Regions from separate parts of the Homo sapiens genome. Here regions 2 and 3 are each linked to region 1. The links are chromatin contacts, found by Hi-C or POLR2A ChIA-PET in ENCODE. All regions are on one chromosome and are shown on one strand. Each heading gives the region's core, a stretch centred on a gene start or an enhancer-like site at or near the end of the contact. The rest is flanking DNA. Distances are from core to core; before and after follow the strand shown.

Region 1 (4,454 bases), core at 807-3,306:
TCCTGAAAGGGAGACCTAGCAAAGAACCTCCATCCCTGACACAGCAAAGATCTATTTTTAACTTTTTGTTATGGAAAGTTTCAAACACATATATGAGTAAAGGGAATAGTGTGATGAACCCATGTGCTCATCACTGGGCTTCAAATATTATCAGCTCAACTCAAGGTCAATCTTGTTTCATCTATTACCACCTCCAACTCACCCAGACTTCCTTTGACCTTTGGGTGGTCCTGACACCTGGAGAGGCCTTGAAGTTCTCGTAGGAAGGTGATGGAGGAAACACACTGCAGGGAGCAAAAGGGGTCTGGTGGTGGAGTAGGGTAGCTGGGGGAGGGGGCAGGCTGGGGGTGTTGTCGTACAAAGGAAGCTGCTCAATGAGGAAGCTCAGGAGAGCTGGAGAGCTGATGCTACCAGATCAGCCCACAATCTTGATGGGATGGGAGTTGATGAGTAATTGCTCCAGGCTTCCTGTGCTTCTGTGGGGCACCTCTGAGTTTTATTCTGCACAGTTTCTCAGAGTCCCTTGTGGGATTGAGTGCTAGTTCTCACTAGTATGCAGTTACTATTATTAATGCATAGTTCATCGGCCTTCCTCTTTTCTGTTTCATTTTTCTCACTCCCTTACTTCTTTCTCTTATGAGCACCTCTGAGGTAAATTAATCTGCACCCAAGTCCTTGTTTCTAGCTCCACTTTTGGGGGAATGCAAATGTAAACAGTAAATGTGTTTGGACTTGTGTGCACACACTGGTGATGATTATCAATGAGAATGTCTCTGTTCTTGAATGTTCATCATTACGTTATATGTTTCCAAATGGGTTTTTCTATCTACTTTGGAGGGTTTGACTAACGTATTACTTTGGTGTTTCTATGCTGTGTTCACCCCTTCCCATTTTCAAATATATTTTAAAATTCTTTAGTAAGTTGTATTAGGTCTCAATAGAAACAGAACTAGTAGGATATATGGATAGATAGATACTTATGGGTATTTATTAGCCAGTTTCCCTAATAAATGACAGGGGATTTATTAAGGGAATTAGCTGATGTGATCACGGCATAGGCTGTCTGCAAACTGGAGAATGAAGGAAGCTGGTAGAGTGGCTCAGTCTAAATCCGAAAGCCGGAGAACCTGGGACTGTTGGTGCAGGTCCTGGGGCCTGAGAACCTGGAGTTCTGACATCCAAGGACAGAAGCTGGGTGTCCCAACTCCAGAGAGAAAGCCTTTCTATATAGGCTGGCAGCAGATTGGATGGTGTCCCCCACAATGGGAGAGGGCAGATTTTCCTCACTCAGTTTACTGATTCAAATGCTAATCTCTTCTGGAAGCACCTTCTCAGACCTACTCAGAAGTAATGCTTCACAGCTGTCCAGGTATCTCTTGCTCTCATTAAATTGAACTAAAATTAACCAGCACAAGATTTGCCAGAACTGTGGAACGTATGTAACAGATCATTTAAAAATTAGACAAATGATAAGGTTGATACAGAAAAATTAGAAAATACAGATAATCAAAAAGAATATAACCCACAAATTCAGTCAATTATTGTTAACATCTAGATGTACATGCACTGGTGAAAAAAAAAACTCCTTCCTAGGGTTCAACTATATTCTTCTCTAGCTTGATTTTCTCCTGGAAAACAGATTACAAATGTCTTTATATCAGTACACATGTACATGTCAGTACGTATAAATATAAGACAGTTATATATAATGGCCACCTCGTATTCCAGGCAAAGATTACAAAAGTTTTTTTAACCAGACATTTCTACTTTTTGCATTTTATAAATCATGAAGTGATTAAAAAAATGTGTATATGTGTCTTTGTGCACTTGATTAAGATTTCCTTAAAATAAATTCTTAGAAGTGAGGTTGCTGGGCCAACATAATAATGAAAGCCAGCACCATATGCCAGGCACTGGTCCAAGTTTGGTACCAATATTATGATTTAGCCTCACAGCAGCCCTTGAGATGGATGCCACTATTATAGTACATGCATTTCATGGGCTAGGAATTGAGGTACACAGCAGCTAAGAAACTTGTTTTGGGTCCTGCCACCAGTGAGTGGTGTGACTGCAATCTGACTTTGGCAGCCTGGCCCTGGCACTCTAGCTCCTTTCCCCATGTACTTTTGTTACATATTGCCAAATGCTTTCCAGAAAACTGGAGCCAATTTAGTCTACTAGTGTTTGGAGCACACAAGAAAGCTAGTTTTTGCATTCCCTTGCTACCAGGGATATCATTAATCTTTCAATGTTTTGGCCACGTGATACGTGAAAAATGAAACCTCACCTTTTAAGAAACTTGCATTTTTAAGATTTCTTCTAAAGTAAAATTATTTTTTATTTCTTTTTCATGTTGGTTGTTGCTATTTCTTCTTTTATGAGTTGCCCGTAGTTCACTTTTCTTGTTGCTGTTTTCTTTATCTCTTTATTATGAAAAATTTCAAGCATATATAAAAATAGAATTGTGTAATGACCTTGGTGTTCCTATTACTCAGTTTTAACAATTACCAACCCATAGAGAATCTTGTTTCCTGTATATCTTTCGCCAAATAATATTGTATGTTTTAATATGATACTGCATATTATTCCAAGTAATATACATGTAATATTACATATTATCCCAAATAATATCATTATGTCTACAAACATTTCTGTATGTGTCTCTAAAAGATACTTCCTTTTCAAAAATAACCATTGTACCACCATCACACTACAACAAAAATCAGTACTTTTTTTCTAAATGTCATCAAATATCAATTCTCTGTCTACAATTCCTCTATTTTACTACACATATTTGTCTTTTTTAACCTATAGATTCCTCTTTCATTTTTCCCTCTTTCCTGTCTTCCCTTCTTCCCTCCTTTCCTCTCTTCCTTTCCCTTTTCCTTCCCCATGATTTTTATTATTTTTACTGTTGCTGAATAAATCAGATTGTTCATCTTGTGGAATTCCCCACAGTCTGGGTTTTGCTGATTGATTACTGTGGTGGTATTTAATGTATTCCTCTTTCTCCTGAACTATCTGTAAATTTGTAGTTAGAGCTAAATACTTGATCAGGTTCAGCTTTGACTACTTTTTTGTGTTTTGGCAGGACTCTTCATTGGTGGTTTTGTGCATCTCCATCAGGAGACACAGAATATCTTTTTCTCCTTTCTTGTGATGTTGGTGATGGCATTGGTGATAGACATTGATGACCATTGCCTAAATCCATCTTTTTTTTTTTTTTTTTTTTGAGACAGAGTCTTGCACTGTCACCTGGGCTGGAGTGCAGTGGTGCGATCTCGGCTCACTGCAACCTCCGCCTCCCGGGTTCAAGTGATTCTTCTGCCTCAGCCTCCCCAGTAGCTGGGATTATAGGCGCCCACCACTATGCCCAGCTAATTTTTTGTATTTTTAGTAGAGACGGGGTTTCACCATATTGGCCAGGCTGGTCTTGAACTCCTGACCTTGTGATTCGCCCTCCTCGGCATCCCAAAGTGCTGGGAATACAGGTGTGAGCCACTGCGCCCAGCCCAATCTATTAATTAGAAATCTCTAAAAGTTTAATAGTCTGTTTGTTATTCCTTTGACATTTACTAGCTGGAAAACTTCTGTAAAGAGGAATTCTCCACATCAAACTGTCTGGTTGCTCTGAGGTGCAATTCATACAGGTAAAGCAGCTAAAGGCTCAAGTCTTTCTTTTTTCAGAATAATGAATGAGCTTCCTAGTATCTTCAATAGGTGTCATACAACCTTATAGATTTAAATATATTTGATTTGTTTAAATCCTTTGTACTATTATCCTTATTAACGCTGAGATTGTACTGTCTTGGGGTGCCTCTTTAATTTGGTTCTCGAATGATTTTGATATGACCTTAGTAGTCCGATAGCTTCCTTCCAGGCTCATTGCATACCTTTCTTGTCCCAGACCTAAAATTAGTAATTTATCTGGGGGAATCCTGGTTTCTTTTAGAAGCAAGTTATATTTATAGACATCTGGGTGCTAGGAGTGCCTATCACTACTGGACTTACTGTTTCTAAGATCTTTCAGTGCACAGAGATAGGAAATACAATAAAAATATTGTGAGTTCATGTTGATATTCCCTATTCAAATTCCTGACTACAGAAGTTTTACTTTATCTCGTTGACCTAACATGTGTATCGCTTTTCTTCCATACCAAAAATCCTGGCTGTTAACATCACAATCATAGTCTTAGACATAACAATACCCACCCTATTGCTTATTGTATGAATACTGAAAACAATTTAAAATTTATTATTAACTTTTTTGGAGTTGTTTTTGTCCTTAAGGTAGATCCTACTTGGAATGTCCAGTTAAATTACTGTGTTATAAAGTCACTTGTAGTTCTTTTCTGTGGTTATGCTACTGAATGCCTTATTTTACTTTTGATTTTTAGACTGCATTTTTATTGTGTAATTTGTGTCTTATTGCTCTTAAGAGTTTTTAATATATT
Region 2 (4,454 bases), core at 627-3,126, 350 kb before region 1:
ACTTGGATGAGAAAGGATCATATTAGCATTGTACCAAAGACAAAAACGATAAAGGAGTAAATAATAGCTTTGGACATTTAAAATTTTAAACATCTATAGTATAAAAATAAATCAGTAATACAATAAAAAAGGAAACTACATTCTAAGGGAAATTTTTGCAATAAATATGACATATAAGTGGTCAATAAACTGAATACATAAAACCAATAAATAAGAAAAATGAAATTAACAGAAAATTGAAGAGGGCATAAATAGGCAGTTTATAAGGAATAAAAATGGACAAGTCTTCAAAAGTCCATCTTTACTGGGGTCAAAGAAATAAAAATAAAGTAGAAACTAGATGCCCTTCTTTTGTGTTTCCATTAAGCAAAGATTTTTAAAAAGACGCTACCATCCAAGGATGATGAAAATGCATGAAACAAACATTTCTTCTGCTGTTCACGTTTGTGGTATAATCCTTCAGTACGTGGGTACAGCATCATTTATCTAATCATTCTCCAATTATTGCTCACTTAGATCCTTTAACGTTTTGTATCTTATGAATGTGAAGATCACCTTTGTTCATCATTCTTTGCATCTTTTATTACTTCTTTAGGAGAGGGTCCTAGGAGTGGCATTTTTAGGAAAGAGGATTTTAAACCTCTTGATACCAGATGCCAAATTGCTTCCTGTGAAGGCTGAATCTGTTTTGATTGACAAGGGGAGCTGGGCAAGAGCAGAGCTTGGAGTAGCCCGGGGACCCAGGAGAGGAGGGCAACAGGAGGCTGTTTTTTCGGTAAGAAGCATCTGAGGAAAGGAGAAATGAGTCAGGCAGGGGAGAGGTGGCAGGGCAGGGGCTATGGTCAGAGGATGGGGGAGGCTAAGCCTCCTTGCTGAATGTCCAGCTCAGAGCCTGCCCCACAAGGGAGGCAGAGGGGGTACCGCTGGACAGGCCAGCTTGGCCTGGGAGACGAGCACCCCACTAACTAAGGGGGGTGTGCCTAGCTCCTCCAAGCCTTAAATGACGTGACCCGTGCAAAGCACAATGACTGGTACATGCTGTTTGAGTAAATGGTGGCTGGAGTTACTAGTAGACACTCCAGAATCATTTACGGATTCGATTTTGGAATCCTGGCTAACATTTAAATAGAGTTTCGGTGTGCCAGCCACTATTTTGAAAGTATATGCAGTCATGTGTTGTTTGATGATGGATATACATTCTGAGAAATGCATCCTTAGGTGATTTCATCATTGTGTGAACATCATAGAGTGCACCTACACAACCCTGGATAGTAAAGCCTACTACACACCACGGCTCTATGGGATAGCCTACTCCTTCTAGGCTACAAACCTGGACAGTATGTTACTGGACTGAATACTGTAGGCAACTGTAAGACAATGGCAAGTATTTGTGTATCTAAACATAGAAAAAGGACAGAAAAAATAGGGTATTTTAATCTATGGAACTACCTTTGTATATGTGGTCTGCCCTTGACCAAAACATCCTTATGTGGCACATGACTGTATCTAATTCAACAATAGCTCAATATCCCTAAAATAAGTATGTTATCATCAATCCAGTTTGACAAATGAGGCAATCAAAGCATAGAGAGCTTGGACACGTTACCGAAGGTCATCAGCTGGCAGCATTGCTGGGCCAGACCTAGGCAGCCTATGTTCTTACCGCACTCCACACATCCTCTGTGCACCAATAATACCAGAAATCTCAGTAATGCCAGCCACAAAGAAGGAACTAGAAGTTTGGATGGTTTGGAGGAGGAGGGGTGGTGGGGAAGAACTATCATATTAACAAGAAAGTCAGTTGTAGTGCCTTGCATCACAGGGTCCATTTCCAGCAGCCTCAGCCACCAGGCTGACTCTAAGGAAGCAGGGCCAAGGTCAGGGCCGAGGGGCCTCCCAGCTGTGGGTGCTCCCCTGGGCTGCAGTCCAGAAGCCCCCAGACTACACATGAGGCCTCCTGGGTCTTACTCACTGGGCTAACTGCTGGGTTGTCCTGGCCTCGACTTCTCAGATGGAGCTGGGAAAGGCAGCTGGAGGAAGAGAACTGGAGGTGGTGTCCAAGGCCACAGCTCAGGCTGCCCCTGGAGGAGGCCCAGTGCAGACACTCTGGAAAATGACTGTCACTGATGTTCAAAATGCTGCTGTTGAGTCATGCAGAGGAAGTTGATCTGCATTCAGCTCACTTGGAAGAAGGCAGGGACGTGTGAGACACATTGAAAGATTTTCCTCAAACAAAGTTAAAATTAAAAAGGGGCGGGGCAGCTAGCTGGGACTAGCTCAGTCCTCAGTGTGGCGGGGCTGCTGGTGAATGGAGCGTGGGCTTCCAAGTCAGAACTGGGTGCACGTGCAGGCTCAGTCACTTCTGGTTGTCCCTGGACCTCAGTTTCCCTTTCTGTAAAACAAGCATCACATCACCTACCTCTCAGGGAAGCCATGAGGTTTAAATAAGGTAATATGTAGAAATAGCAGGGTGCCTGGTTTACAGTAAGTGCTCAACAAAACGTTAGCTGATAACTAGTTATTGTTGTGCATTTATTTACTGTATGCCAAATCCTCTGTTGAATGTGTAATGTGGATTACCTAATTCAGGGTTCTTGAAGTGTGGTCCCAGACCAGCACTATCCCATCAACTGGAAACTTGTAAGAAATGCAATTTCTCAGGCCCCAGACCTGCTAAATCATAAAAGCCTGTGTTTTAACTCCCAGGTAATTATGATGATGATGATTGCTAGGTCGAGAACCACCAGCTAATTTATAGTTCTTAGTACCATTATTATAGAACAAGGTGAGAATTTTATTCTTACCAGTAAGGTGACCAATGGTCCTGGTTTGCCCGGGACTGTCCTGGTTTTAGCAATGAATGATCAGTGTTTCAGGAAACTCCTCAGTCCTCAGCAAACTGGTTTTGGCCATCCTATTAAGAGCTGAAACCATATTTCATTCTAGGAAGAGATTATGGGATTATGGCTAAAGAAAGCAAATGAGGTTTAGAGAATCTAAAGGGATGGGTGTTGAGCTTACTGGGTGGCTGGTGCTGGAGAAGACAGGTTGGTGGAGGGTCTGGCATGGGGTGAAGGCCAACTGAGAGGCCCTGACAGCAGAGGGACCATCCCTGTGACCCCCAAGTCCCCAGCAAAACTCAGGAATGGTTATTTTTTCAAGGGACACGGTATCCCTAGGTTGCCCAAGCTGGTCTCAAACTCCTGGGCTCAAGCAGTCCTCCTGCCTCAACCTCCCTAGTAGTTGGGATTACAGGTGCAAGCGACTGCACCTGGCTAGGAATGTTTATTGAGAGTGAGTTTTCTTTGTAGAAACTGAGGCAGGGGCTGAACGTCAGAGTGAAATGGACAGAAGTGGAGGTCCCTGTGAGAACCTGACTTGGGAGAACTGTGTGAAGTCTTCAGTGGGCCTTGGGACTGCCACAAACCATAGGCTTGGGAATGGAGAAGGATAGTTTGAGCCAATCTGATTTAGATTTTAAGGCCTGGAGGCCCCTGTTGAGATCTGTAATAATTATTAATTCATTTGATAAACATTCAGTATTAACTTTGTATCACCAGGCCCTTCCCTGGGTTATGGATATAAAAATGGAAGAGATGTGGACAAATGAGATATTACAGTGGACTGTGACCAGAAAACCGACAAATCAAGCTAGACTCTGAGGGGACCCACTTTAATGAAAATATAAGAATCCCCCACGTTAATGAAAATATAAGAATCCCCTATGGTCAAGTGTCCATTTACACATCAAGGGCTGGGAAACTGATCCTTTATAGGAGTGGCTTTACAGACAGTGGCTACTCCAGGCAGCTGTTTTTTTAGTAACCCATGATCACTGGAAGGCATGGTATTCAGGAGATGAGATTAAAATGCAGCCCAGCTAGTGGGCTCAGCTCTGGCGGCACAGTAGAATCACCTGGGAAGCTTTAACATCTTGATGTCCGGGCCCTAACCTAGACCAATGGCACCAGACTCTTTGAAGGAGTGGTCTGGGCAGCAGAATTATTTTCCAGGCTCCCTGAGTGATTCTATTGTACAGCCTGAGTTGCGAACCACTGGTCTAGGTGGTTACAAATTCAAATTTGAGTCGATGGCATTTGCCTTCAAGTGCTTTTTTGACATTCCTCCCATCTCTCCTCTGCTCCCGTTGCCCAGCTGGGCTCCCATCCTGGTGATGGGTTGCCAAGTAGTCCTGGAGCTGCCACAGCACCCTGAATTTTCTTTGCTCTTTGCTAGTTTTGTACCAGGGTGTTGAGGGCCCGAGAGGCAGGGGGTGTTAACCACAGCAGGGGTGGAGATGAGGGAGTCATGTGCGTTACACGCTTAGTCACGCTGGGGAACTGGGAGGAGAAGGGCAGCCCGGCTGCCTCCCCTCCCTCAGGATGTCGTGGGAGCAAGCTCAGAGATGTGTCCACCAAGTGAACAATTTAAAGCTTCTTAGAAGTTGTGGAGTC
Region 3 (4,454 bases), core at 1,036-3,535, 270 kb before region 1:
AAAAACAACAACAACAAAAAAAACCATTCACCTGTGTCACAAAACATGTAAAAGATGGAAGTTTTATTAAAAAGCAGGAGTGGCCCAAGGTGATTCATCTGGGAAAAAACTGATGAGGTTCCATGTTGTCCAAACTGTAATTTTTTTTTTCTTTGAGATGGAGTCTTGTTCTGTCACCCAGGCTGGAGTGCAGTGGCACGATCTTGGCTCACTGCAACCTCCGTCTTCTGGGTTCAAGTGATTCTCCTGCCTCAGCCTCCCAAGTAGCTGGGATTATAGGCATGCACCACCAGGCCCAGTTATTTGATACTTTTTTTTAGTAGAGACAGGGTTTCACCATGTTGGCCAGGCTCCTGCCCTCAAGTGATCCACCTGCCTCGGCCTCCCAGAGTGCTGGGATTACAGGCGTGAGCTACTGCACCCTACCCAAACTGTACACTTTTGAAAGTGAGAGGGGTTGCTATTAATAATTGCATGGGACAACAGGTGAAAAGTGGGGGTGTCCCAGGCAAACTGGGACATGTGGTTTACCTAAATTTGTTTCTGAGGTTTAGCCTGGCAAAGATGTGAGTACATTTTGTAATAGAGACCACATGGTAAGAAATTTAACCCTTTCAGAAAGAATAAATGTCACTATCTTTCCATGTGCTGGCAAGAGGAATTTAGCATCTGATTTGAATTTTATTTTGGAAACTAAATTCTAAGGGAGATTCCACACCATTCAAGAGCTTCAGCAACCACCACCTTGTGGCAATGAACATGATTTGCATCTAGTCAACTCAGTTTGCAATGTGGTGTCTTAAGGACTGCCTGTGGCTCTGCGTAATATTATCATGGAACTGAATATTGCCATGGGACTGAATGCAAGAAAAGAGTAGGTGGATTCGGAGCTGAAGTGGGAGAAGGCAGGATGACAGGTAGGAAGATGTTCGGTCTCCAGTATACCCATCGCCCTGTACTTCACAGAGGGTTGCTGGGTACCTCATGGCCAAACAGGGTATCAGCACTCCCTGGATGGAAATCATTTGGTGTATGCTTCACTTAGGAAGAATTGATATCTTAACAATATTAATTCTTCCTATCCATGAACACGGAATATTTCTTCATTTATTTAAATCTGTGAGATCTCTTTCATCAGCTGTGATTGATTCCTAGTTTAATTCTATTGCAGTCAGAGAACATACTTTGTTCTATCCTTTTAAATTTGTTAAGCTATGTTTTATGGCCTAGATTGTGGTCTATCTCAGTGAATGTCCCATGTGAGCTTGAGAAAGAATCTATATTCCGCTGTTGTTGAACTAAATATTGCATAAATGTCAATTAGATCAATTTGATATTTTTCAGTTCAACTATATCCTTGCTCATTTGCTTCTGCTGGATGTATTAATTACTTTTTAAAAATGGTATGAAAGCATTCTATTATAATACTGAGTTTACCTATTTTTCCTTGCAGTTTTATCTTCTTTTGCCTCACATATTTCGGTGCTCTGTTTTTAAGTACATACATATTAAGTATTGTTATGTCTTCCCAAATAACTGATCCCTTTAACTTTATGTAATGTCCCTGTTTATACCTGATAAATTTCCTTGTTCTGAAGTCTGCTTTTCTTGAAATTAACATACCTACTTCAGCTATTTTTTTAATTAGTGTCAGCCTGGTATAGCTTTCTCTATCCTTTTGCTTTTAATGTATTTTCTTGTGGATAACACACGATTGGGCTTTGTTTGTTTTTGAAATCCATTCTGACAATCTCTTTTTTAATTGGTGTAATCAGATTATTCACATTTAAAGTGGTTATTGATACAGTTGGATTAATATCTACAATGTCTGTAACTGTTTTGTATGTGTCTCACTTGACTTTCATATCTAATTTTGAATTTGTAATTTCATATTCTTTGCCTTAAAGAGAACGCTTGCAGATCCCTCAAAACCTGGAGACACCCCCCACCTTGCACACATTATACCGGTATGTGATGGTAGAAAAGCTGCACATCAGTCTTGGCAGGCAGGGCAGGAGGGATGCAGGGATTCACAGATGCGACTGTGCAACGCACAGATGCACTGGGTCTTTGCTTGGTGGGTTCGAAGCCTCCAGACGCTGACAAACACTGCAGCCAATGAGTGGGTTCCTATGGTCCGATATGGAGGGCAAGGGGCGGGACTCCCTCCTGCCTCTCCCTGGCTGGGTTCAGAGCCTCCGCGGAGAGACTGCGTTGGGCCCAGAGTGGGCGTGGCTTACGTGTCCGCCGGCTTTCCTGGCAGGCCTGGCGGGGGGGCCAGGTTGCCATGACGACCGCGGCTAGGTCGCGGCAGACTCGGTTGGTGACTCCGGGCGCGTCGAAGATCTTGTACCTGTCGTTCGCAGTGGCTCACTTTCCCAGTAATCCATAAGAACAGCAGGGATAACAGGGTCCCATGTCGTTTTTTTGTCAGAATTCCTCGACTGGCGACCCTGTGCCCGACAGGCTGCACCGCGCCCGGCGCACTGACTCCGGCCTCTGCGCGCGCCCCCTGGCCGGCTCCGGGGTGGGGAGGGGGCTTCGCAGATCCCCAGAAAACCGCCCGGCGAGCCACGAGCCCGTGGACTGCAGGCTCCGCTTCCTCGCGGGGTGTTCACTTTGTATCAGTGTGCTGATTTGCCGCCAGTTAGAAGCACCTTAAAAAGGGGCCGGGGGCCGTAGGAGGGGGGCTTGTCTGAAGGAGGCTCTGGGCTTGCTGATCCACGCAGCGGTTTGTCGCGAGGCTGCGGGGGAACGGCCCACGGCCGCGGTAACAGGGCTTCGTCTTCTTTGCAGAGCCATGGGCAGCAGGAAGAAGGAAATTGCCCTGCAGGTAAGCCTCAAGGGGCGCTAGCTTCCAGCTCTGGGTTGGGCTCGGGGAAGAGGAGGGTGATTAGAGCGGGGTTGCAGTATAAAAGTGACATTCTGTTTGCCAGCAGTACGTGACAGTGTTCTCAAACTTGAGTGATGTACCCTTCCGTCTTAAAGGGACAAAACTTATCTTGGAACCCCAGTGATGACAAATTTTACGCAAACAAAATTAATGCAAACAAAACTGAGTAGAAGCTGTTTACATTTATAGTGCTTATACAACCATAAAACCTAAACATGCATTAAATAAAACTATAAACTAAGAAAATACGAATCAACATAACTCGATGTGACCGTTATTTTGTTCTTGTTGAAATACAACTGCAGCTTGCACAGAGAATACAGTATAGGTTCTTTTGACTTTGGGCATGAGTCTGTAACTGTGTGCTCTGTGGAGACCCAGTTTTCCCACCACTGTTCTCATCAAATTTCACTTATTAACAAATATGTTTTGAGATATATTATGTGCTGGACATATGTTATATAGAGTGTCTTACTTCATTTGCATGTGGGACAAGTGAATTCAGAAGCCAGCAGCTGCTCTTCTTCTTGGTCCTGGACAATAGATAGTGGTTGATTCTGAAGTGATGGTAAAAACATGCAGGCATAGACCCTGGAATTAGGAGAGAGTGCTTGGTCATAAGGAGATCAGCTGGATGATCTGCAACATGGGAACATTTTAAAACGAACTTAAAATGCCTCATCATCAGCTGGCCCCAGTAAGATGCATACCAAGGCTACAGCGCCTCCTAGATAATAGAGCATTAGTGGTTTTGAGACATCTGGTTTCTCTCTTATTGTCCTCAGCAGGACCAGCAGTTTGCATGTGGATTTCAAAAGCCTAGTGGTTTAAAAAAGAGGAAAGGGGAAAGCAGCATCATTCTAAGGGTACCCCATGCTGGGGGTGGGAGGGGTGTGGGGTGGGGTGGGGTGGGATTTTTAGACTGGAAGTCAGAAGACCTGATGTAGTTCTTGTGTCCTCTATAGCCAACTGTGTCTTTGACTACATCACATAACCTCTCCAGGCTATAGCTTGCCCATCTATGGAATGAGGATGTTGTGTGAATTATCCCTAAGGGCCTTCTTCCAGCCTTGATATTCTAGGATTCTAGAGTCAGAAGCCACTTCATACGTGAATGTTCTGGTTGAAGTAAATTCTGATCAACTGGTCCTACCATTCATTGCTGTGTGACTCATTTCCTCAACTCTCTGGCCTCCGTATCCTTTACGTAGACAGGAGGGATGATACCTGTCCTGTAACGCCTGCAGAGCTGTGATGAGACTCCTTTAGACACTTCCTGGCTGGTCTGATGTTGTCTGTGGTGTCTCTAATGTTATTGCCCCATATTATGGTCATTTCATGTGTTGATGCCCTAGAGCTCCTATGGGGGTAATAACTTTTGTTAGCAATGTTGTTATTTTTTCATGTGTATTACTCAGAGCTCTGAGTACAATGCAGTACTCAAACTAAGTGCTCCCTCCTGCTGAAAGGAGGAGAGCGAGCAGCCTCCCCTCCCGTCTTCTACTGAGGCATCTGTGTAAAGGTCACCTCTCTATAAGGTAAACCCCTTGAAAGCAATGCC

Evidence for each region. Hi-C counts contacts between places; a loop is a spot of excess contacts on that map. ChIA-PET counts read pairs that join two places held with the same protein, here RNA polymerase II (POLR2A). Pooled maps may share reads with other maps.
Region 2: a map of OCI-LY7 shows a loop between it and region 1 (2.5-fold over the local background). The contact joins two enhancer-like sites. A Hi-C loop is called at or near these places in 19 of 168 maps with a recorded cell type or tissue (CD14-positive monocyte, CD8-positive, alpha-beta T cell, HCT116 and 15 more), 9 of 37 single-sample maps with no recorded cell type and 30 of 50 pooled maps. POLR2A ChIA-PET finds 5 or more read pairs at or near these places in 1 of 52 experiments (OCI-LY7).
Region 3: a map of K562 shows a loop between it and region 1 (3-fold over the local background). The contact joins the promoter of NME9 here to the enhancer-like site in region 1. A Hi-C loop is called at or near these places in 11 of 168 maps with a recorded cell type or tissue (Caco-2, HCT116, HepG2 and 7 more), 20 of 37 single-sample maps with no recorded cell type and 25 of 50 pooled maps.

The regions. Positions count from the first base shown.
Region 1 is chr3:138,057,046-138,061,499 of GRCh38, reverse strand. No RefSeq gene overlaps it. Among named protein-coding and RNA genes, the nearest start is that of CLDN18, 49 kb to the right of the region's middle. Within about 2 kb of position 2,056, at least 2 of the 41 ENCODE cell types and tissues checked have a DNase peak (open chromatin) inside an H3K27ac peak, as active enhancers do.
Region 2 is chr3:138,410,698-138,415,151 of GRCh38, reverse strand. No RefSeq gene overlaps it. Among named protein-coding and RNA genes, the nearest start is that of ESYT3, 22 kb to the left of the region's middle. RefSeq lists enhancers at 1,527-2,027, 2,028-2,528. Within about 2 kb of position 1,876, at least 2 of the 41 ENCODE cell types and tissues checked have a DNase peak (open chromatin) inside an H3K27ac peak, as active enhancers do.
Region 3 is chr3:138,327,682-138,332,135 of GRCh38, reverse strand. NME9 (NME/NM23 family member 9) reads left to right here and starts at 2,285. Exons shown (of 11, transcript NM_001349018.2): 1 at 2,285-2,833. The coding sequence starts at 2,801. LOC124909438 (a long non-coding RNA gene) reads right to left here and starts at 2,203. Exons shown (of 2, transcript XR_007096113.1): 1 at 1,966-2,203.